Regions from separate parts of the Homo sapiens genome. Here region 1 is linked to region 2. Evidence: chromatin loops called from intact Hi-C (ENCODE). Cell type or tissue: lower leg skin. All regions are shown on one strand. Links, peaks and the distances in the headings refer to the core of each region. The heading gives the core; the rest is flanking DNA. Region 1 holds the start of MIR548H3 (microRNA 548h-3). Region 2 overlaps HS3ST3A1 (heparan sulfate-glucosamine 3-sulfotransferase 3A1).

Evidence for each region. Peaks named below come from ENCODE experiments on the same cell type or tissue, not always from the same donor. Only the 100,000 strongest peaks of a DNase experiment are listed, where the experiment ranks them.
Region 1: a loop joins it to region 2, with 7 times the contacts of the local background. A loop is called at or near these places in 3 of 110 quality-filtered maps.

The regions. Positions count from the first base shown.
Region 1 is chr17:13,534,022-13,549,841 of GRCh38, reverse strand. The region is part of intron 1 of HS3ST3A1 (heparan sulfate-glucosamine 3-sulfotransferase 3A1); the gene reads left to right. MIR548H3 (microRNA 548h-3) reads left to right here and starts at 6,196; the gene lies at 6,196-6,313. In lower leg skin, for the core only: no CTCF peak of the experiment used is centred there; a DNase peak (open chromatin) is centred at 5,281.
Region 2 is chr17:13,488,338-13,502,855 of GRCh38, reverse strand. HS3ST3A1 (heparan sulfate-glucosamine 3-sulfotransferase 3A1) reads left to right here. Exons shown (of 2, transcript NM_006042.3): 2 at 6,038-8,824. The coding sequence ends at 6,659. Among named protein-coding and RNA genes, the nearest start is that of MIR548H3, 48 kb to the left of the region's middle. In lower leg skin, for the core only: no CTCF peak of the experiment used is centred there; no DNase peak of the experiment used is centred there.

The DNA.
Region 1 (15,820 bases), core at 1,325-9,324, 52 kb before region 2:
TGGCAACTCTTTATGGCGAACTAAAATAAACTAGTTTCGTGACTTTTCCCAATAATTTTCTTAGACGCTAAAAGGAACAAAGCACGTGGCTGAAGAGCTTCCTGTGTGACAGTCGGCATGGAACCATGTTAAGTCTGTATGGGGGTTTAGGGGGCTTGGCTAGGTGATGTCCAATAGTCCAGTGCTGGAGCCCAGTAGAGTGGGGAGCAACCACCATCAGAAGAGGATGAGTGGACTTAGTGCTTTGGAAGTCATCAGTGTTCAGGAAAGTGCCCTGAGGTCAGAGGATTGTCGAACAGCGGTGGAACAAAGGAATGCGGCAAGAGGAAATTTTTACACAGAAGGAAGGAAGAGAGCTCAGAGGCTGAGCAGTGCAATGCAATAACAACTATGAGCCTTTGTGGGTAGATGACATTGTGTCCCGAATTTATTCCTTCCGGTGGGTTCTTGGTCTTGCTGACTTCAAGAATGAAGCTGTGGACTCTCACAGTGAGTGTTACAGTTCTTAAAGATGGTGTGTCCAGAGTTTGTTCCTTCGGATGTTCAGATGTGTCTGCAGTTTCTTCTTTCCAGTGGGTTGGTGGTCTTGCTGATTTCAGGAGTGAAGCCGCAGACCTTCGCAGTGAGGGTTACAGCTCTTAAAGCCAGCGTGTCCGGAGTTGTTTGTTCCTCCCAGTGGGTTCGTGATCTTGCTGACTTCAGGAATGAAGCTGCAGACCCTTGTGGTGAGTGTTATAGCTCATAAAGGTAGTGCGGACCCAAAGCGTGAGCAACAGCAAGATTTATTGTGAAAAGCAAAAGAACAAAGCTTCCACAGTGTGGCAAGGGACCGGAGCAGATCGCTGCTGCGGGCTCGGGTGGCCAGTTTTTAGTTCTTATTTGGCTCTGCCCATGTCCTGCTGATTGGTCCATTTTACAGAGCACTGATTGGTCCATTTTACAGAGTGCTGATTGGTGTGTTTTTACAGAGTGCTGATTGGTGCATTTACAAACCTTTAGGTAGACACAGAGCGCTGATTGGTGCATTTTTTACAGAGTGCTGATTGGTGTGTTTATAAACCTTTAGCTAGACACAAGAACGCTGATTGGTGCGTTTTTACAGAGTGATGATTGGTGCGTTTGAAAACCTTTAGCTAGACAGAGTGCTGATTGGTGTGTTTACAATCCTTTAGCTAGACAGAAAAGTTCTCCAAGTCCCCGCCCGACCCAGAAGCCCAGTCAGCTTCACCTCTCAACATGTGGAGTGGAGACTGCCAGTGAAGTCTAAGAATATGGTAGACTGGGGGATAGGATTAGAGACGGTTTGTTAATCTGAACACTATCTAAGATATTAAGACACATGGTGGATATAATGGACTAAACATGTTCCTGCAAAATTCATACATTGAAGCCCTTATCTTCCATGGGGTGGTATTGGTATAGATAGCACTTTCAGTAGATAATCAGGCTTAAGTGAGAGGATGAGAGTAGAGATGCTATGACGGGATTAGTGCCCTTATTAAAAGAAGAGACCAGGGGTTTCTCTGACTCCTCCATGTGAGAATGACACAGAATATGGCCATTTACAAAGCAGGGAGAGAGCCCTCACTAGATGCTGAATCTGCCTACACCTTGATCTTGGACCTCCCAGCCTCCAGAACTGGGAGAAATACATATTTGTTGTATAAACCATCTTGTCTGTGGTATTTTGTTATAGCTACCCAAAGTAACTGTAACAATTTAGAGAAGTAATACAGATACAAAGTCATCAGACAATGAAAATGGCTACTGGAAACCATGAGAGTGTGAAAGTGAGAATTTAGACTTGGTTAGTATATTTAAATAATCAGGACTACTGTGCTGTGTTTAATAACACCATACCTGACGCCAAACGTGTGGTTTTTTTTTTTTTTTTTTTGGCTCACACCAACCAATTCTCCAACTCTCCAGACACCAAGTAGGTGTTCAACAACTCAATTCAATTCTGACACTATCTACCTGGAGTTAGCATCCTATCCCTGGAGTTAAGGGCTCAGTCCCTCCCACAAGGCTGCCCCATATCAGATGCTAATCCCAAGTCCCAGGCCTCCTGTACTTCTGACTGACTGGCTAAATATCAAGGGTTCTCATAACCCCTTTCTTAGGTTCAATAATTTGCCAGAACAACTCACAGAACTCAAAAAAGACTGTACTTATTATAACCAGTTTATTGTCAAGAATACAACTCAAGAACAGCCAAATGGAAAAGATGCTTAGGGCAAGGTGTGGAGGAAGGGCATGGATCTTCCCATGTCCTCTCTGGGTGCACAGCCTCCCAGCACCTCCGTAAGCTTTCTGAACCCTGGTTGTTTAGGGGCTTTTATGGAAGTTCCATTACATAGACATGATGAACTAAATCACTGGCCATTGTTGATTAGTTCCAATTCCAGCCCTTTCTCCCCTCCATGGAGGTTGTAGGGTGAGGCTAAAAGTTCCAACTCCCTAATGGTGCGTTGGTCTTTCTGGCAACCCGTTCCCCTGAAGCTATCTAGGGGCCCCCCAACCATCAGTCATCACATTTACTTGCAAAAGGCACTTATTACTCCCAAAATTCCAAGGGCTTTAGGAGCTGTGTCAGGAACTGGGGACAAAGACCAAATTTTTTTTAATGATCACAGGACTTTAAAAGGAAAGACATAGTGTTAGATGCTATGGGGAGGGATGAAGTTGAAGACTTATTTTCTTCCCTTGAGGTGAATGGGAGTGATGGATGGGTCTCTGTGTAAGACATGTGGTCATAGAATTTAATAGCCAAAAGAAATTTGGTAATCATTAAATCTAATGTATATTCTGTGACGGGTTCCTAGGCAACTGCAAAACATGAAATTCCATGGTTAAATAAGTTTGCTAAAAGTTGCATACCATATGAAGTTTTATACTGCTTAGTAGCCCATCGGAAGGTCTGAAAAGTTTTAGAGTAAAGATTAAACACATTTTTCTCAGCTCTCCCTACACTTGTCTCCAGAATCCCTTTTATCATGACACAAGTATTTTCATTTATTCAACAAATATTTATTGAACAACTGCTGCTTGGCACTGTACTACGAAAAGTTGGTGTTCTAGAGGACACAGTTTGAGAAATGATGATCTTGTCCAACTTCAGCGATTTTCAGGTGAGCAAATTAAGTCTATGAATAATCACATTTTAGTCAAAGGAGGTAGTTAAAGAGAGAGGCTGAAAGAGGGGGTGCCATTTCCATAGGGAAATCAGTAGGAAAAATCTACTGCAAGATAACGGCAATTAAGAAGCGTAATATGGGCTGGGCGCAGTGGCTCACGCCTGTAATCCCAACACTTTGGGAGGCCGAGGCGGGTAGATCACGAGGTCCGGAGATCAAGACCATCTTGGCCAACATGGTGAAACCCTGTCTCTACTAAAAATACAAAAATTACCTGGGCGTAGTGGCACACGCACTTGTAATTTCAGCTTCTCGAGAGGCTGAGGCAGGAGAATCTCTTGAACCTGGGAGGCAGAGATTGCAGTGAGCCAAGATCACGCCGCTGCACTCCAGCCTAGCAACAGAGTGAGACTCCGTCAAAAAAAAGAAAGAAAGAAAAAGAAAAAAGAAACATGATAAGGAGTTGTAGAAATGGTTTCAGAGGCAGATTCATTTTTTCCTGGGAGTGGCATATAAAGATAAAGGACTAGATAAGATGAAAGTGCTTGCATCTTAGTGGTGAGGAGTTGGTCCACGTGGTAGACAGTCAATTTTATGAAGTCAGAGAGGGCGGACAGGTGGAAATTAGTCAGATAAATGCACATACGCACTCTCTCTCTCAAACGACCCCCAGAGCTGGCAAGAGGCTGGAGATCAGATTCACCTGGTACTTTTTTTTAAATTATTTTGAGAAGGAGACTCGCTCTGTCACCCAGGCTGGAGTGCAGTGACACAATCTCGGTTCACCGCAGCCTCTGCTTCCTGGGTTCAAGCGATTCTCCTGCCTCAGCCTCCTGAGTAGCTGGGACTCTATAGGTGCGCACCACCACACCCGGCTAATTTTTGTATTGTTATTAGAGAAAGTTTCACCATGTTAGCTAGGCTGGTTTCGAACTCCTGACCTCAAGTGATCCATGCGCCTCGGCCCCCGAAAATGCTGAGATTACCACCTGATGCTTTTTAGCATTTTGCTGGATGTACTGAGTGATGCAGACATGAGCAACGGAGGTTTCTCCCGGGACTCCGTGGAGGAGGTGATGCAGCCGCAGCTCCAGGATCAGCAAACACTGGTGTCCTAAGCATAGTGGGGTTATTTCAGATGTCACAAAACCAAAATCTCTGTGGCCCAGTGGAGTGTAACAAAAGATACACAAACCTCTTCCATGCAGAGAGATACATAGCTCTCCGGTATAGCTAGGGAGAAAGAAGGAAAGATTTCTCAGATGGTGAAGGCAGGCCAATCGAAGAGAAAAGGCCAGAAATAAAACTCCACCACGATGAGAAGCAACCTCTGTGAGGAGTTACTGGGGGAAGAGTCCCCTGTGGAATGAGCACTGATGTCTCCATTCATTGTGCAGGTCCCTCTCACACTGCTTTCATTACTTGAACACTATCTGGTGTCATTAAGATATCAATTTTATTTAGGTATATCTGCATTGGCAGTTTAATTATGTCTGGGTAAGGCCCGATATTTATTCATGGGTGATCTTGGTAGTTGTCAGACACCAGCCTGAAGATAAAGGCGTCCATGCCTGAGGAATGCTAATGCTCCCCAGCCTGTCATTTGACAAGCGCACATGCCAGTTACTACCAAACTGATTATTTCAATCATTAACAACACATGCATCAGCCTCCTTCACCCGAGATTGCCACGTGCATTCATCTTTTCATAAACAGTTATCTGACAAGGGTGCTGAGAATTGATGTTCTGGGGGGAATTGCCCAACTTGCCTTAGCTACGGATGCAGCAAGCTGAACGCCCCGCTTAGCATCGTCATTTCATTAATCAGATTAGCACAACGCCCAATTGAGTGAGCACCATGTTCCTAAACAATCTCCAATCAGGGTTCCTTTCTGTTGTCCATGCTGGTGGCTGCACTTTTTTTTTTTTCCTGGAGGGTTCAGCTTTGCAGATCCTCTTAGAAAACTTGGATCTTTGCTTATCCCACCACCCATCCCATTTATAATAATTACTCTTGTTCCAAGGAGCAGGGTGCGGGGAGAGGCTCTGGGTTTGTGGAGGCGCCATCTGCTCCTTATTGCTCACCTGAGTCAGAGCCTCCTGACATCACTTCTCTGCAGCAATGAGAGCCAGATATCCACACAAAGAGGCTGGGGCTGTGCCAGACGGCGCAGGGCCTGAAAAGTGATGAATGAAAGAAATGTGAAACAGTAAAACTGCTCCCAGGCAGCGAGCCCTTCCTTCAAAGGGTGACTCACAGAAAAGGCAGTTTTGCCTTAGTTAGGAAGGTCGTCCCAGACCCCTACAGCTGAAGGACTAGCATTTGTTTCTCTACACTCACAGCTTGTGCAGATCGCATCTCACCCATCAGGGAAAAGAGAACACTCTGTTCAGTTTCACTAAGGCTTTTTGTTGCTCTTCTTCTTATGATGTAAGGCAAACTTCCAGGGTTTGGGTTTTTAATGGTTTTATATGATTACCTTTTCATGAGAAGCACAGTTATATTTATATTTTTAAAGCAAACCCAAAGTAAGAAAAAATGTATATATTTTCATCATATGAATGGAAAGCATTATATATTTTTTCTTTTCTTGGAATATTTTCATTTGATGACACCAATGGCATGATGATGATGATAATGTTTTCTATTTATTTGATGCTTTACTAATATATTCTTTTCAATTTTCACAAAAACTGTACTTTCTTTTTAAAAAGATTTTTGGAAACTGAGATGAAGAGACTTTGGGCAACTTGCCCAAGATAATGAGCTACTTAGTGGTAACCCTTGATGAGAGGGTTTTAAAATCCTACTTTTACCACTTAAAAGTCATCATAGAGTCCTGGTAGTCCAACATTCTTTGTGATGCTTCGGAATCCAGATCGATGGTTATTTATGAGATGGGATCTTACCCACTTTTGTTATGTAGCTCATTCTCATTCTTCTTTTGAAAAGCTTTAACAGTTAAAAATTCCTTTTTTATCATTGAGACAAATTCCTTATTTTTTAAAACATTTCCAACCAGTTCTAGATTTCCTTCTAGATTCACAGAGAACAAATCTGATTCTGCATGTATTAGGTTGGTGCAAAAGTAATCGCGGTTTTTGTCATTGAAAGTAATAGCAAAAACTGCAATTACTTTTGCACCAACCTAAAAGTAGTCACTGTCTTCAGATATTTAAAAACAGCCATAATGTCTTCTGGAAACTTCTCTTCTTCAGACTGATTCCAAATGTTGAAGTTGTGGCACTGTATTAGTCTGCTTGGGCTATGTCAGAGAAAAAAAAATATTTTTTCTCTACTTCCACACATCTCTCGATATAACACTTCTGACACTACATTCTCCAGCACACATCATCTGGGTGTCTTATTCAATTCAGTTCCGACACCATCAACCTGTAGACAGCATCAGATATCATAGGTTAAGGGCTCAGTCTCACAAGACTGCCCCCCACTTTAAATGCTTGTTGCGATTAGTATACCTCTGATTGATTATCTGGCTATAAATTGGGGTTTTCCATGAACGCTTCATTAGATTTGTTTAATTTGCTAGAGTGGCTCACAGAACTCGGGGAAACACTTATGTTGACCCACTTATTACAAAGGATATTACAAAGGATACAGAGGAGCAGCCAGATAGAAGAGATGCATAGGGCGAGGTATGTAGGAAGGGGTTTGGAGCTCCCAGATCCCTGGTTGCACCAACCTCCAGGAACTGCTGTGTGTGCAGCTCTCTGGAAGCTGTCAGAACCCAGTCTTGGGTTCTTGTAGAGGTCTCATCACATAGGCATGATTGATTAAACCACTGGCCATTGGTGATGAACTCAATCTTCAGCTCCTCTTTCCACCCCAGAGGTGTGTGTGTGGTGGTAGTGGGGGAGCTGAAAGTTTCAACCCTCTAATTACAACATTCCCCTGGCAACCATCCCCCATCCTGAGGCTATCCAGGAGCCCCCAGCCACCAGTCATCTCATTAACATTCACAAAGAAATTTATTGCTTTAGATTCCAAGGGTTTTGGGAATGATGAGCCAGGAAACAGGAAGACCAAATATCAAAATATGGTAGCCTGTGATATTTCGAAATATCACAGGCTACCATAACAAAGTGCCACAGGCTGGGGGACCTAAACAACAGTTTATTGTCTCACAATTCTGGAGGCTGGAAGTCTGAGATTGAGGATGGGTAGGGTTGTTCTCTCCCGCGACCTCTCTCCTTGGCTTGCACATGGCCACCTTCTCTCTGTGTCTTCACACAACCTTTCCTCTGTGCAGACATACTCCTGGTATCTCTTCCTCTTCCTTTAAGAACACCAATTCTGTTGGATCAGGGATCTACTCTTCCAACCTCACTTAACCATTTTTTTTTTTTTTTTTTGGAAACAGAGTCTCGCTCTGTTGCCCAGGCTGGAGGGCAGTGGCGCAATCTCTGCTCACTGCAACCTCCACCTCTCCCGAGTTCAAGTGATTCTCATGCCTCAGCCTCCCAAGTAGCTGGGACTGCAGGTGCACGCCACCATGCCCAGCTATTTTTGTATTTTTTATAGGGATGCAGTTTTGCCATGCTGGCCAGACTGGTCTCAGACTCCTAACCTCAAGTGATCCACCTGCCTTGGCCTCCTAAACTGCTGGGATTACAGGCATGAACCACTGTGCCCGACCCCTCATTTAACTTTAATAACCTCCTTTAATGCCCTTTAATCTTCAAATACAGTCACATTGAGAGTTGAGGCTTCAACTTACCAATTTTGAGGGGATATAATTCCGTCCATTCCAGGTATCAATGAAGTCAAGGCATCCATTCCTTCAACATGCTTTACTACATGTACAGAAACCACAGCAAGTCAAGATTGTTCACAGTTGAAAGAGGTTTCTGGAGGTGTGTGAACCATCTGAACTTCATCCTCTTTCTTCAAGTAGCCTTCAAGATTTGTGCCCACTGAACGAATGCTATGGAAACTGCCAACAGATGACCATCTGGTCACGATGTTCAAAGGCTCAACCTAAACAACATTGAAAATTACCAAAACTAAGGCAAAGGGTATGATTCTACTAAAGAAAGAGACTCCTTAAGGAGCAAGAGTCTCTAGGAACTGACTCTTCAGCAGTACTGAATGTAAAATTGGAATAACCACCCTCTCAAATCTCAGAGAAACTGGACTTAGGGCTCTTTTTTTATTAGAATGTGTTTGGGAAGGTGGACAGGGTGATTGTATCAACTGGCCCTTCCATTCCCAATGTGTGTACCAAGAGCGAGTGAGACAGTGATGAATTACCCAGGATGAGGTTAGAATAATTTAATAAAAAGAGGTGGAAATGGGGTCTTTAATTCCTAACCTTTTGAGCTGTGGCTAAAATCCATTAATAGAACATGGATTAAGAGTCCAAAGTAAGATTACTCAGCATCACCCGCCAGTGAATCACTCTGGCACTTGGGTCAGAATTAATATCTGAGAATTCTTTGAAACTTTATGGCTGGAATTTTTCTTTCCCCCTGGCTTGGCTTCTTTTGTAGTCTTAGCCTCTTTAGCAGAGGAGATAGGAAATCTTTGGCATCCATTCAAAAACTCATTCAAACCACAGAGTAGAACTTTAAAGGAGGCCTTTGGGGATATGTGGGGTCAGTTGGAATAGTTTATATCATAGCTTTCAGTTTAAAACAATTTTTTACAGCATCAGTAGGGAGAATTATATCACAATACATAAATAGATTTAGCAGGATTTACAAATCCACATGTGTTCCCTTAAGCAGTAGTTTTCAAATATTTGATGACCTTAGAACTCCTAGTTCAAATGAAATTTTACACTGAAGTGAAAATGAACACTGATAAAAGGGGAGTTTCTCTGCTTAAATAAGGATGTGAGGTCCCAGAGATCCCTTCTGCCTTTCCCTTTTGCTCTTTTGGGTAGCCCCTAAGGGGAATGAATGCCAAGATCTTCCAGGAAGATAGATTGAATGCTTTTTCTCTAGGAGACTCTTGTTCTACAGTGAAGTTCGCTCAATGAACCACAGAAATGTGTGAGCAAAGGCTGATCATTAAGTGGTAAGTCACACCTCTCCTTAAGTTTTGAAAAAATATTTTGAAAGTGATATCTGGTCTTCCAACGTAAATGCAGAGATGAAAGAAACAGACTTTTCTTTCTCCACAGCAGGAGCACTTAAAAGTCTTTGACTATTTAAACTACTGGAAAAAGGTACATTTTATCAATTGAGCATGCATTTTTAGTCCATCAAATCATACAATGTTGAAGATGGAAGGAACCCTAGAAATTGATATCAAATGAGGCAATTACACAAAATGCTTTGGAACCTGTGAAACATTTTGCAAGAGTAAAATTTGATGATGATATTTAACCCTTTCCACTAACTAGAGCTTTAATGCACCTTTAATGTTTAACCCTGAACCCTTTGGCAAGAACTCAGAAAGGGAAAAACCACCCTGCCCAGTGTCAAGCTGCTGGTCAGTGACACAGATAACACTAGAACATTATAGATTGTTGCTTGAAGACATTGTGATCTGTCACAAAAGCCTAGGAATCAGAGGTCAATCAGAAATTAGAAAGAAATCGTTTACTTTCTCACTCACAAAAATATGTTTTATTTATACCTAAGGTGGATCCCAAGGGACTACTTTCTGTTGGAACACAAAAGAGAAGTCTATCAGTCTTGATCTGCAAATCTAAACCATGTTTTAGAGAGGGGATTTAGGCTTATTTACTAACTAAGCCCAAACTGGGGTGCCCAGGAGCACCCTCTCTTTGTAGCTCTAGTGACACATTTTGAGCAAATGGGTGGAATCTCATCTTACATGGTTGGTGGTGAGCTTCTAAAATGAGTAAAGAAGTTAAAGATCATACAAAATCAGAATTTTTTTCTGAGGACCCTTCAGACTCTTAGAAGCTCAACGACAAATCATGTGTTAATACTATTGTCTATGGAAATTTCACTGACATGTTCCTTTTCCTGTGACATTGGAAGCTAACGTCTCTTTCGAATTGAGGAAGGCAGCATAAATAAGGTGTTTTGTCTTCTTTGTGCTTGATTGCTTGAATATGAATCATGTGCTCTGATTCCTAAACAAGTTGCCTGTTTGACTTACAAATTGACTCATGGTGCTAGAACTGGTCTGAAGCTCAAGTCAATTTGAAATGAGAATCCAATAACAAACACGCAGTGATGTTTAAAGAAAAAGATGTTCTTTGCCAATGTCTCTAACCTGTGAAGTGAAATTATGGAGAGTGACCACTAACTCCCTGAGCTGACCATTAGTACCCTCATCCACGCTAGGGTTGAGAAAAACATTGGGAGCTAGTACGGTTGACTGTCTCCATAGATATGCCAACTATTTCTCCCACCCATATTTGTGCATTCCATTTACCCCATCCAGATACGGAATCATGGAATCTAATTATGTTCACTCCACTTGGATTTGAGCTGGCCTTGGGATTTGCATCAGCTACTAGAATGTGGCAGCAGCAATGTTGTGCCAACTCCAGGCTTAGCCACTTAGAGCCCTGACAGCTTCTGCTGTGGCTCACCTTGGAGCCCTGAGCCACCAAATAAGGAATTCAACAACCCTGCTGAGGAGAGGCCCAGACAGCTCCCAGATCTTCAGCCACCACAGCTGAGGACCCAGATATGTGAGTGAAGCCACCTCGATATCATTCTAGCCCCAGCTGACCTCTCCGTCAACTAAAGCTAAATGAGTGACTGTAGCTGATATCACATGGAGCAGATGAATCACTTAGCTGAGCCCTTTCTAAATTTCAGAATTATGAGCAAATAAATGTTTTGTATTGTTGCAAGCATTAAGTTTAAGGATGCTTTGTTAAACAGCAGTACATGACAGTTAGTTGGCCAAGAGATTTCTGATAGATTTTGTTTTATAGACTCTTCCATGATCCTCTTCCTTCTCCAGATAGGCTCTCCTGCTTTCGTGTCCCCTGATTTTACCCCAAATCTTGATTGAAAAGAAAAGCAAAACCAAAACACCTGGGACTTCCTCATTGGTAGATGCTGCACAGTCTTCCTTTCCTTCCAAGCAGATGATGTGGTTGGGGGATCTTGCCTGAGTCTCTTAATGTTCTCACCTTTCAGGAGTGGTCAGAAATGTGGGTCAGAGTATTATGCTGGCATTCGGTTTTCATTTCCCATTACAGAAGAAGACATGGACAGGTGGCCCACAATTACTTTCTAAAGAATTCAATACCCCAGGGAGAAGGGGTTAGTGATAAGCATCAGAAGTGAAAAATTAGACAATTGTTGGGTAACCGGGGTAAGCGGAATGAATTTCTAAGAATTTCTAAGTGCTACTATGAAAATAGCAACAGACAACCTTGATGACTTGCAAAATGGTCAGATCACTTCTGTGGCTAATCGGGATGGCTTGGAGTCAGTCAGTAATTGAGCCATTTCAGTCAATTCTGAAATAAATTTGTCTGCAAAAAAAGTAGAATAACCATCTGTAAACACAAAGGGTTTATCCCAGTATCCAATATCATGGTGAATTTCATTCTGCAAAATGCAGTTGCTGGATGTTTAACCATTAAGTAGTAAGACACATTATTTCTGTTGTATTAAAAAACACTATAGAGATGATGTGTCATTTAAAATACACAAATGTAGCCCTGACAGACCAAATAGATGTTTCTTAATACAAGCATCTTTTGAAACCCTGGCACAGTAAAGCAATCGCTAAAGAATGTTTATTGTATTAGTTGAACAAGTCCGTTAAATCCAATAATGTTGTCACCTAAGAAAACACCAAAGCTGAGTTTTTAACCTTACAGAAATATTGATGGCATAAAGTGGAGGCTGATGAAATAAAGATTTCTTATTACTTTTACTACCTTGGAATAACCTTCTACCTGTGAACTGTAGGAAAATGCTTTGCCAGTGCCACCACCTGCCCTCCAGGGTAGCCCTACCCTCAGTTGACAAGTGTTCGTAGAAATTTTATAGGAGTTTTCAGTGAGGCATCAGTTGTCTTTAATACTTGAAAGAAAATTGAATGGAAGGATCCAATTACTCATGTGAAAAATGAATCTTCTACCCAAGGTTTGGCCACTGCTGGTATGCTTGTTTTAAAACTGAATTATAGGCGCAATACATTTGCCAGAGACACAGGCATTAATTTCTCTCAAACCATTCAAGATTGGGAGGACAGAATAGAAGGGAGCAGAGAGAAAATAAGATGATAAGAGCTTCACGTTGATTTATTCACCTTTGTGCAAAGTAATGGGGACAAGAGGGAGGCGGCCCCCGGAGCCTGGAAGAGAGATGGAGGAGCTGAGAAAGGAAGGATTGCAGGGCAGCCTGCCAAATAGAAAGTCAGATTGTTGTTCTTAGATGATATAAGATTGCTTTATTTCTCTAGTTGCTTTATAAAAATACATATGCATAAAATATGCCACACGATGCAGCTGGAGTGAATGAAGTCCACTCTATTTATCCAAGAAAAGATTGTATTCCTAACCTGCCTGTCTGTTAGCTCATTCTCTTAATAAAGATAAACTGATCCTCTACCTAGCAGAGCTCAGGCTATGATTCCAATGTGTTTGATGCTAGGAGTGCATGAGTGATTGGCTCACGACGTGCCCTAGGCAGATGGATGGATGGATGGATGCTCTGAAGCACAAAGTTGACACCATACAGAAGTCTGCGTATGTGAGCTATCATAGTTGCAGAGGAGGTACTGTCCTTCGCAGACCTTACGTCAGGTCACTTAGCATAGGTGGGAGAAGTATTGGACAAGGAGTCTGTGCAATCCTCCTCAGCTACTAACTAGCTCCATGCAGGACTAGGCTCATAATTTTCAGGGCCCAGGGCAGTAAGAAAATGTAGGGATCCTTGTTAAAAAGAAAAATGAGAATTTTAAGACTGCAGTGTCAGTGCATTAAACCAAAGGCAGAACCCTTCTAAGTATGGTGATCTTTTGAGTGCAGGACTCTGTGGGACTGCATGGGTTACATGCCCAGAGAGCCTAACCTGGCTCCATGATTTTGTGACAAGAAGCTTCTCATTTGGGACTGTCAGTTTCCATGTGTTAAGAGAAGCCAACTGGAAGTGATCAGCAGCTTTCACCCTAGGGGTGTTAAACGTGGGCGTGGTCAGTTAGCAACATTAATGGTGAGGTTGGATCTTCTCTGTATTATGGAATTTGAATCTTAATTCCAAGAAAACTTTCCCCTTCCTGTTTTTGGAACCATGTGACAGTGCAGAGGGGAATACCCACTCTCTTGGGTACCCAGGAGATGGGGAGCAGAAAGCTTGTGTCCATTGTCTTATAGAGCAAAAGAAAACTTATATTAACAAAGAGTATATTTTCTCACGTCTATAAAAGAAAATCAAGTCCATTCCATAAATTAGCCCTTGACTTTCTTCTAAAACAACTTAATTTTTTTTTTTGTCTCCAAACAGAAATTTTAAAAAATAGCATAAGCTCATTTATCTTGGAACTGACATTGCAGGCAAAGTTGTCAGGTTTATCTCTTTGAAAAGAGACCTTGAAACCAAAATGCCTTCTTTCAAGCTTGGGCTCTGAAGTTGAACTTCTGGGAGATGACAAATGAGAATGGGATGAAGTATAACTTTTCTTATTTTAACCATAAAAGTATCGCTAAACCCAAGCATATTACTTGACTTATAAGTTCTGAGAAATAGAACTCTGTCCAGCAGTTGCAAGATTAGTAACTGTGGTTCTCTAGGTCATTTTGGGAAGGTTCTGGAGTCACCAGAACCTTGCTGATATTTCAGTTTCTCATCTTAATGAAAGAATCTAGTATAATTCTGTGAATTTGCTAGTTTTCCCTGTTCACACCCCAGAGGGTAGCCAATGGGTCAGTAAAACCTTAGAAACCATTCATCAGCATTGGAAAAGCCATTTGATACCAACTTGCCATTTTGCAATGAACAGGTGTGTTTCTGACTTATACATATTTTTACTTTTTTAAGAAAGATTTTTTTTAAGAGGGAGAAGCTGATTTGGAAGAACAGACATCCCAATATATTTGGCCTATTTTCATGGGTTTTTAATTTCTTTTTTTTTATACATCCATTTAACAAATGCAGTTGATCCTCACTATTCACAGATTTGTGTCTGCAAATTTGCCTACTTGCTAAATTTATTTGTAACTCCAGAATCAAGACTTGTAGCACTTTCACAGTCATTTGTGGGCATGCCCAGAGCTGCCAAAAATTTGAGTTGCTTGAGGTTTGCAGCTGAGGTTGAATGAAACAACACTCTCCCTTCTTGTTTTAGCTCTCATACTGTAACCTGGCTTTCTTGCATGTATTTGGAGACTTGGTTTTTGCACTTTCATGCTTTTTGTTGATTTCACTGTTTAAAACGGCCCCTAAGTGTAGTGCCAAATTGCCATCTAGTGTTCCTAAGCACAAGAAGGCTGTGATGTGCCTTGCAGGGAAAATACATATGTTAACAAACTCCCTTCAGGCACAAGGTATAGCACTATTGGCCATGAGTTTAGTGTTAATGCATCAACTATATATTAAATAATGTGTCTTTAAACAGAAACACATAAAACAAGATTATGATTTGAGCATTTGACAAAATGTGACCAGAAACTCATAGGAACCTAGCCCTATGTTTCCTCTAGGAGCATTGGTTCAGTATTCACTAATTAATGTTTCATTTTATTTATTTATTTATTTATTTATTTTTGAGATGGAGTTTTGCTCTTGTTGCCCAAGCTGTTGTGCAATGGCACAATCTCGGCTCACCACAACCTCTGCCTCCCAGGTTCAAGTGATTCTCCTGCCTCAGCCTCCCTAGTAGCTGGGATTACAGGCATGCGCCACCACACCTGGCTAATTTTTGTATTTTTAGTAGAGACGTGGTTTCTCCATGTTAGTCAGGCTGGTCACGAACTCCCAACCTCAGGTGATCTGCCTGCCTTGGCCTCACAAAATGCTGGGATTACAGGTGTGAGCCACTGCACCCTGCCATTATTTATTTTTTTGAGACAGGGTGTCACTCTGTTGCCCAGGCTGGATGGCAGTGGCAGCATCATGGCTCACTGCAGCCTTGATCTCCCTGGGCTGCAGCAATCCTACCACCTCATTCTCCCAGGATGCTGGAACTACAGGTGCATGCCACCATGCCCGGCTAACTTTTTTTTTTTTTTTTTTTTTTTTTTTTTTGGATTTTGTAGAGATGAAGTTTCACCATGTTACCCAGGCTGGTCTCAAACTCCTGGGCTCAAGCAATCCACCTCCCTCCACCTCCCAAAGTGCTGGGATTACTGGTGTAAGCCACCACACCTGGACTGCAGCAACTTTATAGAACATAATTACTTAGAATAACAAGAACTGACTGTATGTGTTGAGAGTCTGCTCTGTTCAAATGCCCTGAAGGAGGCAAAGTACAATAAAAGGTATCCTATCTTCAAGGAGTGTGTTTAATGGCAATCTTTTCCGTTTTTGAGTACTTGTTCCAAGCATCTTAAATATGTATCTGCTTTAATTTTCTCAGTAACACTGTAAGTTAGACATTAACGCCATTTATAGAAACAAAGACTTGAGTTATCTCAGCTACTACTAAGTAGAGCAAGCAGGATTTGGACTGTCCACATCATGCATTCATCCTATCACATTCTTCTACCTACCTAGTCAAGGGGAAGAAAACTTGCAGGTTATGGTTTCATAACAAGACTCTAATGCCTGTGAT
Region 2 (14,518 bases), core at 6,519-14,518:
TAACAAAACTTTACCTCCTTCAAAATCATCAAGATGTTCTACGTTTCCTTCCAAAAGGTGATTGTTTCACCACTTATATTTGTATCTCCAGGTGATCTGGAATTAATTTTTCCTAAATAGCCAGAGGCAAATGCCAAGATTTATTTTTCCATATAAATAGAAAATTGACCAAATATCATTGGTTAAAAATAAAATGGGGAAGGGTAATAGGGTAATTGTTTTTTGGAAGAAGTACTTCCAGAGAGGGCCAGTAGCAGTTCCAGAGGGAGGGTGAAGGAGCAAAAGACAACATGAGGGCAATGAGAATTCAGGGCAAATGGCCCAAATTGATAAGAAGAGTGAGGCACATGGGGGAAGTTCTTTTTATTCTTTCTTGCATATATCGGATGCACCATGCATATGTGTTGTTGAGTGTCATGGAGAGCTCTCCCAGGTGGTTCCCTGATCATAGAGGTGGCAGTGGTGCAGCCAGTGCTAGAGTGCTTGGCTTGCCTCTTGGACCATCGTTAAGGCACAGCCATGGAGGCAGGTCTGTCCCCTCAGTAGTGTGGCAGTGGGAAAGTCCTCTGGGTCATTTTAGTACTCCCACCATTAATTCCTGACCTGGTTGAAGGCTGGGGTAGAAAACAGAGGACAACTTAGCATGTGTATCGTGGTTCCTGCTTGACCATAACACTTCCTGCACCACAGACAGCAGCTCTAACAACCCTAGGCCCCGAGACCCTTACCCAGGGTGACAGATCAGATCCAGAATGGAATTCCCTAGCACGGTAGAGTGGCATGATGTTTGAGCCAGATAGGAAAATTGCCAAGCAGTTTCCTTCCTGGCACAACTGCACCCATGCCATGGAAGGAAATGAAATCCCCTTAAAAACCGAGCCCATCTCTCTCACACCATAATAAGATAATAAGCTAGGCTCTGCCCTTCCAAATAATGTAGCCAGCTCATGGCCTTCAAACCAGGCATCCTCACTGTCTGAATGACAAATGGTCAGGTGTGTCAGGAACATGGCAAAGAGTTCTAACTCTCTGAACCCTTTGTTAGCTGAACTAAGTGGGGTTCTCCTGAAGTTGGGAATTCAGAACACTGGGTGTCACATTCTTAAGAAGAGTGCTTCCATGTATTCCCTGTAGTAATAATGGCCATGTTGACACTTCATTACAGTCCAGGAATTTTGAACCTTTGGCTTGATTTTCCTGGTAAGGTGAATAAACTGAGCATAGAGATGCTAAATTACTATCTAGTGATCATGCAGCAGGCAGTGGGCATGGACCACAAACCTCGTTTTTATATTTGAGATCAGCTGCACAAAAATCTCATAAATTATTGTATTTCCCTTTTAGCAAAACCAGAGCCCCCTTCAGCAGTACCTTGTAATGTTTAATTAGCCGTAAAGCAAAAAGACTCTTTTGTCTAACTAATTTCTATCAATGCCACTGAAATGTTTGTCCTCCCTTAAGTTCTTTTTTTTAAAAAAATTGTAGTAAAATACACATAACATAAAATTTACCATTTTAACCACTGTTAGGTTCAGTGGTGTTAAGTACATACACGTTGTTATGTGATTAATCTCCAGAACTCTTCTAATCTTAGAAAACACATAACATAAAATTTACCATTTTAACCGTTGTTCGGTTCAGTAGTGTTAAGTACATACACGTTGTTACGTGATCGATCCCCACAACTCTTTTAATCTTACGAAACTCAAACTTCATACCTACTGAACAATAGTTCTCTGTTCCTCTTCCCCACAGCCCCTGGAAACCACCATTCTACTTGCTGTCTCAATGAATTTGAGTACCCCAGATATATCATATAAGTGAACTCATACAGTATTTGTCTTTTTGTCACTGGATTATTTCACTTGGCATAATGTCCCCAGGGTTCATCTATGTTGGAGTGTATGTCAGAATTTCTGAATAGTATTCCATTGTATGCATAAACCACATTTTGTTTATCCGTTCATCTGTCAATACACACTTGTGTTGCTTCCACTCTTTGGCTATTGTGAATTCTCTTTGAGTTCTATGGGGAGAAGAACAACTGTGTATAACCTACCTTGTAATAATTCTTAATTCGCTTGTGAAATTTCTGCTTATCTTTGCCTCCCTCAGGACAAAACAAATACATTTCTATATTTTTTCCTTATAGTGTTGGTCTCAACCCATTTCCTCATCTTCATACCTACTGTAAATGTCTCCAAATCCTGTTCACTATTCAGAAGGGAGGTTGGAATGGTCTACACTACTTAGCTTGGAAAGAAAGTTCTCCTAGGACCTATGCCTCCCATCATCCAGTTGAATTTCTCCCATACTTCTTCACCTGTTGTGTCTTCAGGCAAACCTCACGTGATTTATCAGTGCCCACACCTTCGTGCTCCCATAGCCTGCCTCATATTTCTTCAGACCTTTTATAATACTGTAATAGATCTTTCACTACCCATCCCGGGCCCCAGTTTTTACACAAAGCACAGTCATAGTATTAGGTTGGTGCAAAAGTAATTGTAGGTTTTGCCATTAAAAGTGTTAGGTTGATGCAAAAGTAATTGCGGTTTTGCCAATAATTGCAAAAGCCACAATTACTTTTGCACCAACCTAATTTGTGCCTTACTCAGGTAAAGAAGAACAATTTCCAAGTTATAGACATTTTGAAATGCAGTATTCCAACATACACCTGCCTTTTGTTTTATATGACAGTGTGGTGCTTTGTTGAACGTTAAAATCCAGTAAGATTTGCAATAAAAATGTATGAAAAAAATTTATCCCCTTCATTGACTTGTTTGAAAAAAAATTTTATATCCCTTTTATTGACTTTTTTGAAAAAAATAATTTAAGATTGCAATTTAAAGAATTCTGTTGTGAGTCCTGTTACAAAGCAACCATTTTCTACAATGTAAGCTTGATTAGGATTTATTTAGACTATCGTTTCTTTATTTTTGCAGAAAGAAGCTTGCAGGTAGCTTATAGTTAAGCCCAACTCTCCACACCCATCCCATGCTAAATCAGTCAGTTTTCCTCATCCTGCAAATGACAGTAATGAATGTGTTTTTCTTTTGCAATCCTATTTTAGCTGTTTCCTCTTCAAACTCCTCTTATGTTGGATAGCTCTTTTCCCTACTCTATTGAGATTATTTAAAATATGGTTCCTTGTTTTAGTGGTTTTAGCAGTGTTTCCTCTGGCCCAGCGCAATCTATAGCCTCAATCTCTGCAAAAGTCTCCTACAGCTCTTCCCCACCCCAATCCCACCCATATACCCAGCCCCTTCCCCAACAGGCCAACCAGGAGCTCCCAAGTGAAGTATTATTCTCTCTCTATTTTACTGGTCAAAATTTGAAATAAAGTAGTTAAAAGTCAAAGATATATAGAAAAAAAGAGAAAGTAATGATGGCTTTTTCAAAAAAAAATCTATAAATACTCTTTCTTATCACTTCAGTGTAGTTGATGATTGCTTTCCAAGCCCAAAACTTTTTCACGCATCTGATTAAATTTCCTTCACTGAGAAATTCCAGCCATCTCTGGATAGATCTCCTGGCTCACCTTAGACAAGAGTAACATAAGCTTTTATATTAGGCTGGCCTAGCCAACTTTTCAGTTCCACAGAAGGAGTCACAGAGGGATGAGTTCTATGCATTCATGTCACACCGCGGAATCTGCATCACATAGGTGGTTATGCCAATGTGTGTCTCCTTTGTGTCAACACCAAACTCTCTGGTGTTCACGTACTCTTACCCAGACCTTAATGTGTGCCTAAGAGGTGGGTAATGAGGTCCATTAAGAATTATTTTGAAAAAGGAAGTTCACATTTATTTCAAAAATTAAAAGCTCAGAAACAGAAAGCAAATGTCTATAAAAAGTAAAGATAAACTGACTGAAATGACAAAAATAAACCCCCCACCCAAAAAAAAAAAACAAAAATAGGAGGAAATCTGAGTATGGGCTAAGGGAAAACTTCCCCTTCAACTCCTGAAGGGTTGCTGAAAATCACTGATGAGAGGCCGATTCACAGGAGAAAAGGCATACACGTTTATTACTGTGTATGCAAGAACTTTCAGGGTGAAGACCCAAAGATACAGAGGAAATTGTCCATTTTTATGCTTGGGCTTAACTAAATTTGAACAGTTGTATAGAAATATGACTGGACAAAAAGGGTATGATCTAACCCAAATAGACCCAGTTTGGGGAAGCCTGCAAGGCCTCTCTGTCTAGATTCTTCTTGGCCTCTGCACATGCCTTCCTTCCTTCTAGGTACGGGGCAGGACCCTCTCAGGAATGAAGGTCTTATGACCTACAGTCAAACGGGATAGGTCAGATAATTTCTTTATGGACAGTTTTTATACAGAAAAGTAGAAGGAAAGTTAGAGTAATGTTTTTAGGTTTTATGGCTGGCTTTGGGGAAAAGGAGTTCCGATCTGTATGACCTGCCTTGGGGGAGAGAGATTTTAGTTTCTGTGGTTAGTCTTTGGTAAGAGTAGGATTGAAAGACAGAGGGGCAAGAGAAGTTCAGAGAAAAACTTCTGCTTCTGAGGCTGCTTTTGAGGCCTTCACTTTGGAGTACTGTTTTCTGAGTCCCAGTACCTGCATCATTAAAACTAAGGAAGTATCGGGGCCATCAGATTGCCCAAGAGATTGAGGAATTTGTGCTAGAAATAATGCAGATGGGAGCAGGAATACTTATTAATCCATTAATAGGATGTTTGTGAATGACTTTAAAATAATCTAACTGGCCTGCTGGGGCAGCAGAAATGAGGGGATTTATAAATAAAATAGGCCTTTATGAAGTTTTGAAGCTGGATGTGAGGTGTTTGAGACTGATTTGACAATTTTCTCTGCTTTTGTTTATGTTTGACATGTCTCACAAAATATAGTTAGCCCAGATAGTGTAGGTGGGACAAAATCACAGGGAATTAATAACTGCAAGCTCCCATGATGCAAAGTGTATCTTTTCCTTGCAGATGCGAAATAAAAACTAATCACAAATTCCATGAACAAAAGTAACAAATCTATCATCAGGATTAAAGATACAATATAATCCTAGATAATGCCTACATTAAAAGAGAAGTCAAAACTACAAAATGAAATAACTAAAGATCTCTATCTATCCAACTGTCTGTAACTGTCTCAACAAATAGTGCATTTAATTGCAGTATACTTAAGTTGGAAGAACAAATAGATTTGATCTCTCCTGTTCATGTGTTTTGACTGGCCCTGACTGAGGCCAGTAGAAAGCCTGCTTGAACAGAGAAGCAATATCTGCTGTATCAAGACTCCAACTGGATTTTTGTTTTTAATATGATAAAGTGATATCTCATTTGTCAGGAGGAATAAACGGACCAGAATCATCAAGGACATGTTGAACAACAGAAAGTCAGAATTTACTTTGGTGTACATGAAAGTATACTATCACACGATAATAACTTATAATTGGGCCAATGTAGAAAGGAATCAACATATTTAGAATATGATAATGATGGCATTTCAAATCATTAGGCAAAAGATGGATTCTTTAATAAGTCTTGTTTGTTGCAGGAAAACTCAGTAATTACAAACATAAGTATTTTGTGTAATATGCTACATTATGTTGAATATGATTGCTTTGTTTATAAGAAAACTACAGGAAGGGCTCAGGATATTTTAATACTATCTCATAGCAGTATAATTGTGTTTATGACAATATTCTAATTCACCTGAAGATTTTGACCAAAGTTATTTTCTTACAGCATTGTGGATAAACAATAATAAAACACAGAAACTTAACGTGGCATTTATTCGGTGCCAGGCAGTTTTCTAAGCTGTCGAGGTATATTAACTCATTTAATCATCACAAAACTGTATGCAATGGGTAATATTATTATTCTCCGTTTAATACACGAGGAATCTGAGGTGCGGGGCTCGTTGTGCGACGTCACCATCAGATGTCTAGCAAGTGGGGGGTTGCGGGGGCTGGAATTGCGGCCTGGCTCCAGCGTGTACTTGACAGTCTCTCCTGGGACTGAGCTCTCTCTGCACATCTCTGACATGCCTTTTTGCGTTTCTCAGGGACCTGATGCCCAGAACCCTGGACGGGCAGATCACCATGGAGAAGACGCCCAGTTACTTCGTCACGCGGGAGGCCCCCGCGCGCATCTCGGCCATGTCCAAGGACACCAAGCTCATCGTGGTGGTGCGGGACCCGGTGACCAGGGCCATCTCGGACTACACGCAGACGCTGTCCAAGCGGCCCGACATCCCCACCTTCGAGAGCTTGACGTTCAAAAACAGGACAGCGGGCCTCATCGACACGTCGTGGAGCGCCATCCAGATCGGCATCTACGCCAAGCACCTGGAGCACTGGCTGCGCCACTTCCCCATCCGCCAGATGCTCTTCGTGAGCGGCGAGCGGCTCATCAGCGACCCGGCCGGGGAGCTGGGCCGCGTGCAAGACTTCCTGGGCCTCAAGAGGATCATCACGGACAAGCACTTCTACTTCAACAAGACCAAGGGCTTCCCCTGCCTGAAGAAGGCGGAGGGCAGCAGCCGGCCCCATTGCCTGGGCAAGACCAAGGGCAGGACCCATCCTGAGATCGACCGCGAGGTGGTGCGCAGGCTGCGCGAGTTCTACCGGCCTTTCAACCTCAAGTTCTACCAGATGACCGGGCACGACTTTGGCTGGGATGGATAACCATATAATTTAAAAAGAAAAAAAAAATCAAAATATAATATATTTTTTTACCAATCGGTAGAGAAGAGACAGTTTAATATTTGTGCTGAAAATATGTTTCAGTATTTTTTTCAATGAATGTTAAGAGATTGTTCTCACTCCCGCCCCATCTTAATGTATAACCAACACCAAACACGTGGATCAACAGAAAAGGAAAATTTCACTCGTCTAAACACTTTCAATTTTCAGTTTTTATTTTATGTTCTATATACCCAGTCATAAAGTATAAGCATCAGTTGTCATTAAAAGTTTTCAGAAAATCTTGAGGTTAAACATCTCTCTCTCTTTTTTTAAAATACAAGGCCCTGATAAAATTGATATCTATCCTTATATTTTTCTCCCTTTTTCCCGTGCCACTTTTTCTTAAATTATTTCCCAGTTAGTATTATCATATGTTTGTACCCGTCACAGTTTTCATAGTGCTTTCAAATACACCTTTTTGATCATTAAAATAAAAAAATAAATCTTGCTCTGTTGTATAAGATCACAATAGGTAAATATTATTATCCCCATTTTACAGAAAGGAAAACTGAGTCTTTGGGAGGTGAAATAATGTATCTAAAGGTCAAATGTTGGATGGACCCTGGACAAAATTCCATCTTCCACTTGTTCCCTATTTCATGTCACTTTTTCCAGGGAGAATGGAAAAGAAGACATCTGCACCTTTAGAAATGGTTAGGTAGTTTTCAGATGATATGAAAAGGGAAAGAGAGCCCCTTGTTTTCTAAATTCCCAGGCTACCCCTCATGGCACCCAGTCTCATTACATAGTTGTGTCCAAGAAAACCACTGAGACCTGGACACAACCTCTCTTAAGAGCCAGTCTTGCCTCTTGGCTATTTAAAGTACACTGAGATATGGAAATCTTGACTGATGAATGCTTGATTGAATTGGAGAGGAATTATTGGATTCTTGCATGGAGGACAAGGTGGCCAGCCACACTAGGGGTAGCACAAGATGTGTTAGGAACGTAACTTACCCATTTGTTGATTTAATTGACTTTAAAAAAAAAAAAGAAACAGATTTCAATTAGCACTTACAGGTATGAGTCTCATTTGTTTTTTAGTTTACCTCTTTTTAAAGAGAGAAAACCTACCTTTCTTTGTAATATCTCACTTCTAACTTTGGAGCTAGTACTCTGAAAGAATTAATTAGCAGTTCGTTTAAAATGTTTTTATTTTTCATGGATGGAGGACTATCATTTTGTCACTTTATTCCCCCCTCCCACTTCCTATTTATACCATTTATAACCTAATGTTCAGTAATATTTGGAAAAATATTCTAGGAAATGCATTTGTGGGTAAAATGGTGGCTTTTCCTCTTCTCTCGTCTGTTTCTGCCCATCCCCCATTTAAATCACTCAAATAAATCAATAGTTTATTAACAGTATTCCTTTCCTCTCTGAGTGGGTATTAACAAGATTAGCATTAATGGGAATTAAATTGGTTTAGAGAGGAACACATATGCACGAAATATATAAAACATTTATAATTAGCCTGTCAGCAACATTTTATTAGAAATTTAAACCCAAGAGGAAAAATGTCTTCTATTTCATGGAAGTTTTCTTTATCTGCCAAAATTTAAACGACCAGACACTCTAAAATAATATTCTTTTTCTTCTTTAATGTTGTCAATCAAAAGAAACTAAAGTTGTTTTAAAATATGCAGTACAATTGTACATTTACCATAGCTGCTGCATTAGGTGATGTAAATATTTCTTGAGAAGCTTAACACAGGATTAAAATGAAGGAAAAAATATTTTAAGTGTTAGATATTTTGTCATTGCTCCAAATCTTTGGATTTATCTGTTAATATCCCATTTATAGAAGTTAAGTAAACCCCAAATCCAGGTCACCTTTTTTCAGTTGATTTCCTTCATGTCTATGCTCTCAATTTCCCAGTGCCACAGACTGTTTTTATTCTACTTGAATCACTAGCTGCAACAAGATACTCATTTTAAACTCTTGTCATCATTTCTCTTAGCTCATTTTGTTTGTACAACTGATTCTTTTGTAAGTGTTTGCTTGGCATTATGCAAAAGTGGCTTGCACAAAGAAACAATTGCATTCTGCAACCTTCATTTTTTTAATGTGAAAGAAATAAAAGAACAGAATTGAATGCAAAGGATCCCTTTTTGAACATAGATATTTTTGTTCATATTATTTTAAAAATGAACGACTATGGAAAACACCGGGAAAATCTTCAAGCTTCTGTGACTTCCTAAGAGTGTTGGAAGTAATAAGTCCCAGCAAAATGTATAAAGATTTAGAGTCAGTATTCTCTAACAGGAATGTCCATTCATTTCTGCCTCTATATAGTACTCGTCCCTGCTGTGCATGAAGTTGGCCTCACATTTATTTTGTCCATTTAGCTACACCAAATAATAGGCTTTGACCTTGATTGGAACATCTTAGCGTCCATTCTCTGAGCTGTCTGCTCCAAAGCCATGCCTTCCAATCCCCTTCCTGTTTCTTAGAGGTAGAGTGTTGTCTTTCAAGAAGAATATCTAGAAAATATCTACAGCTTCGTTTCAAGCAGTTTGCTTCCAAGATCACATCTGCAGTGTATCCATTCTCCAGAGAACTTAGTCACTTCTAGGGAAATGAATTTTATTTCAATAAATGGAGATTAATATGCTTCTAGAGAATGGATATTGATTATTCTAGAAATATTAATCCCATTCTAATTTTCTTATTTTCAAAGGATCTTCAAAGCTGAAATCAACTTCAATGGTCATTTGGATCAAAGCCCTGTTCAGCACCTGAATCCTTTTGTTAACTTGTTATGCAGGGGGTTAAAACATTGACGTGTCTGTAAATTCGTAACTCTTGATATTACAGTTGAAAAGAAAGAGGATACATTTCTCCTAAACAGCTTCATCGTATTCTGCCAGCTGAGACCTGCTGAGTCCCCAGCTCCCCATGAAGAGATCTTAAATACGTGAATAAATAAATATGTCTATAAAATAATAATGCCTTATATGTATATTGCAAACTAGTCTTTCAAATGCATTATTTCACCGTATACCAACAACAGCAGCTCTCTACTCTCATTAGTTTCACCTCATAGATGTTTCACTAAGTTTCGTTAGGGCTTAAGGCACTGGTTCTCAACAAAAACATGATTTTGCATCCCAGGGCAACGTCTGGAGATATTTCTGGTTGCCTCAAGAGTTGAGGAGTGTAGGGTGCTGCTAGCACCCTGGATAGAGGCCAGGGATGCTGCCAAACATTCTGTAAAGCGCAAGACAGTCTCCATTACTAAAAATGATCTCAACCAAAACGTCAGTCATGCTGCATTTCCTGAGTTAAGATGTGTATCAGTCACAGCTAGTGTGTGCCTCAGGTCTAAAAGCCAGATTCTAATTAATGCTAGACTGGTAATTCTTCCAGTCACCATTCTATATTTTCTCTTGAAAACCTCTTTTCTATTATTTTCTTCCCTCCCTTCCTCCTTTCTCTTTCTTTCTTTCTTTCTCTTTCTTTTCTTTCTTTCTTTTTCTTTCTTTCTTTTTCTTTCTTTCTTCGTTCTTTCTTCTTTCTTTCCTTCTTTCTTTTCTTTCTTTCTTTTTCTTTCTTTCTTTCTCTTTCTCTCCCTCTCTCTCTGTTTCTCTCTCTCTTTCTTTATTCTAATAAGCAGAGCAATGTTTACTGTTGTGCTTTGCTGGGAAAAATGCTAAAGGCAACCAAACTGTGTTTTTATAATGAAGATACAGAAGCAGCTTGTAACAAATGGATACCTGCAATTGTGAGAAACGGAATCAGTCAGCTTCAGGTGGAAAATAACATTCCAATAAAACACTTCTAAAGGCTCTTTCAAGTTCAAGTCTTGCAGTTTCTATTTGCCTCCACAACAGGGCCGTGACTGTATTTCTTGTCACCTGACAAAACCAAAGTGCCTAGGGAGGGAAGTAAATATCTCCATTTCTGTTAAACGTTAAATTCAGGTGGATGTGCTATGGTTACAAATAGCCTCGAGTTGCTGAATAATAGCAAAGGAAAGCAAATTCCTATTGCCTCATATCCTAGAAACCCCAGAACTTTGTGCATAATTTCGATAGACTCAGAGAACAGAAAAACGTATGGTTCTCAAACACAGCAAAAGTGTTGCTGGGATTCATTCCAATATAAGCCTTGGTGTAGAAAAAAAGGACCCCTACTTATTCTCCTATTGTATCCTGTAATCATTGAAGGAGAGTGGAATTTTAAAAGCCCAACCTCAAGCCCTGTTGGTGAAGCATTGGTGTTATTGTAGAATTTGTGGTCCTTGAAATATCTTCATCAACATGCAAACAGATTTGCATTGAGTTTCTAATATACAGGAGAAGTTCTTCTTCCATGTTCATGGATAGGAAAATTATAAATCTGTTTGCTACATAATGGAATGTTGAGATGGCAGGCCTTTCTTTAAAAGCTTGAAAAAGGATGAATTTGGGGAAATTATGAGGCAGTGTGACATCACATACAAAGTCATAAAATAATAAATTTTAGTTACGCTAGGAGGAAGTAAAACTGAAAATAGAAATTGCTTCTAATATATGGTTCTATTGTGGGATATTAGAAAATGTTAGTATGTTTCAGGCTATAGCCCAATTGTTTTAGTTTAATTTCCAACTGTTGGTTGTGTTCTTTTAATTACAATATGCTCAACAACTTACTCTCCTCTAGTTTTACTGTAAAAATAAAAGGGAACGCTGAATGGGGAACACATTCTGCTGTGAGTCCTTTTTGCTCTCAAATGTCTGGGTATGATATTTTAGTTACCTTTGAAGGATCAGATAGGATGAGATCTGGTGTCCATTAGCTCTGCCTGGATGATCCATGACTATGCTAGATTTTGAACTTGGTGCTAACTTTGATTATTCCTAAGAGGGCTTTTCTGTAACTGTCTGATCTGTACGTTGACCATTAGGTCTCTCCTAAAGTCATTTTGTAATAAACCTAGAGTGTTCTCCCACACCCCAAGGGGAGCTTGCTTTCATTGCAAATAGGAATAATGAGTCTTTCCCCCTCCCATCTTCTACCTCCATGCTTCTTTCACTTTCCGGTGGCTTCTGCCACATCCTGCCGGTGACTAGTGATCTTTGGCATCTGATTCTTCCCTCTCTTCAGATGTACCATATCTGAGGATGTCCATTTCCTACTTCAGATTCCTGGGGAAAAAACTGCAGCCCACCTAGGGCATTCGCTGTCAGCTTCAGCTCCAGGAAAAACAGTCTGAATATCTGATATAGACCCCTAGAGAGATGAAAGTCAAGTAGGCTTAACTTTCCCCAAGAGGGTTTACATTAGGAAAAAAAAAAAAAAGGCCCCAAAGGAGGATGGATGGAACTGAATCTGAAAGAATGGAGGCATGTTTGACATAGGAGATGGAGGTGTTGTTGAAAGGATGCATACCTGGCTTCCAGTACCCCAACCCCTCACCACGGACCTGAAGAACCAGGGGCAGCAACGTGTGGCCTTCCACTCCCAAAAGGTTATCTGCCTCTGGTCTGGGCAGTGGCATTTTTCTCCCACCTGTTTTCCCAGAAAGCCTTATCTAAGCTCGGATTTCTTTATTTCAGGCCTGCAACAGCTGGTCAACCAGGGAACTGTAGGAAGCAAGGAAACTTTAGAGTCATTTCACTGCAATTTTTCAGAGGCAACAAGAGTTTTTGATTAAGTGTTATCAACTGATACCTTTATAGCCAAACCTAATTTTTATTTCAGACTACTTGATCTTACCCCTAAATTCTAGATCAGTTGTTCTTCATTATACAAAGTCCAACTAAATATCCTATAGTAGTAATACCTTACCTTTATACAGAATGATTCAAAACATGTTTATATCAAAGAGGGTATAGACTTTAGACTTGAATAGTTATTTTTTCTTTTTCCTTCCTTTCTAGATTAAAAAAAAAAAAAGTTGATATGGTCTATTGCAGTTCATTCCCACCTTGGACAAACCCCACATTTCTCCTTAGCTGAATTACTTACAAAAGTCTTTTCAGCATCTTTCCTTCTACACTTCTTGATTTTATTTTTTTCCTCATCTGAGTAAACTTTTACTCTTCAATTTTTTCCTGTATCAAAATCCTTATGTCAAAAACTATCTTACATATTTTTTTATTCCTCCTTTCTTTTTTTTTTTTTTTTTTTTTTGAGACAGAGTCTTGCTCTGTCACCCAGGCTGGAGTGCAGTGGCCCTCGGCTCACTGCAAGCTCCGTCTCCTGGGTTCACACCATTCTCCTGCCTCAGCCTCCTGAGTAGCTGGGACCACAGGTGCCTGCCACCACACCCAGCTAATTTTTTGTATTTTTAGTAGAGATGGGGTTTCACCATGTTAGCCAGGATGGTCTCGATCTCCTGACCTCATGATCTGCCCGCCTCGGCTTCCCAAAGTGCTGGGAATACAGATGTGAGCCACCACGCCCAGCCTCCTCCTTTCTTTTCAACAAGACCCCTAATTGTTATTTTCCCCCTTTTATAACAATCTGGCCTCAAAATTATACCTTTCTTTTCATTTCATTTCAAAGTGCTTGGCCTTCATCCTACCCTCTTTGATGTTCTTTGCCCTTTCTCAAATTGTGTTCTTTCCATGTCAGGGACAGTTCTCTTTAGAGAAAAATCCCCTCCCTACTATCATTCATGAATATGGCATTTGAAACTTTCTTGTGGATGTAGCTTTCTTATTCCTTCCGACCCACTGAAATGCAAAAATTCCAACTGGTATTGACTTCCAACTGTAAAGTGATTCCGTATTGAACACACCTAGCTCTTCTTCTATCTAGCCATAAATAATGAGCTCTTTTTCAGACTCTTTGGCCCCTGCTATTTGGTGAGGCCATTAATAAAAAGTTCTTTATCAACGAGATGATGCATTTTACTAGTCCAAGCTATATATAATGAACACACAGAAAAAAATTGGAAGTAGATCTGTTTCTACCAGCCCCATCCTGTCTTCTAACTGAAGTTGCAAATCTCCCACGTGTAACAATGCCCATAGTCTGTTTCCCTCATCATGTCTGCACGTCTGCTCCTAGGCTTCTCACCAGTCTGGTCTCTGTTTGTTCATTACCATTTATTTGTGTGATGCTTTCATTATTTAATGGACTCTCATTCCAGTTCATCATTTTTACTATTGTGTCCCTTATTTATGTGGTTGCCGCTTTGATGTTTTCCAGGTCTCTAAACCTGTGCTGAGTCGGCTGTTCCCTGACACTCTGTCATCAGCATAAGCAACCTTCCTTCATTTCATTCCAGTTACCTTTTGAGCACAGGGATACAGTCATACAGGCAAATTATATACATATATATAATATGTATATGTGTGTATATATGTACATTTATATATACGTGTACATATATGCATTTATATATATGTATATTATATATATATATATTTGAAACGGAGTCTTGCTCTGTCACCCAGCCTGGAGTGCAGTGTCACAATCTCAGCTCACTGCAACCTCCACCTCCCAGGTTCAAGCAATTCTCCCCGCCTCAGCCTCCTGAGTAGCTGGGATCACAGGCGCCCACAACCATGCCCGGCTAATTTTTGTATTTTTTAGTGGAGATGGGTTTTCACTACGTTGGCTGGGCTGGTCTTGAACTCCTGACCTCAGGTGATCCTGCCTTGGTCTCCCAAAGTGCTGGGATTATGGGCATGAGCCACGGTGCCCAGCTTATTATATATATCTTTTACCCTTACGTGGTGCTTCATACCATGAAAGAGAAAACAATGGCTTATCTAATCTGTCATTTTCTTGATCCCGTCTTTTTTTATGACGTTCTTTAGACTCACCAGCTCTTTCCGTGCCCTAATGATGAAACGCCATGGCT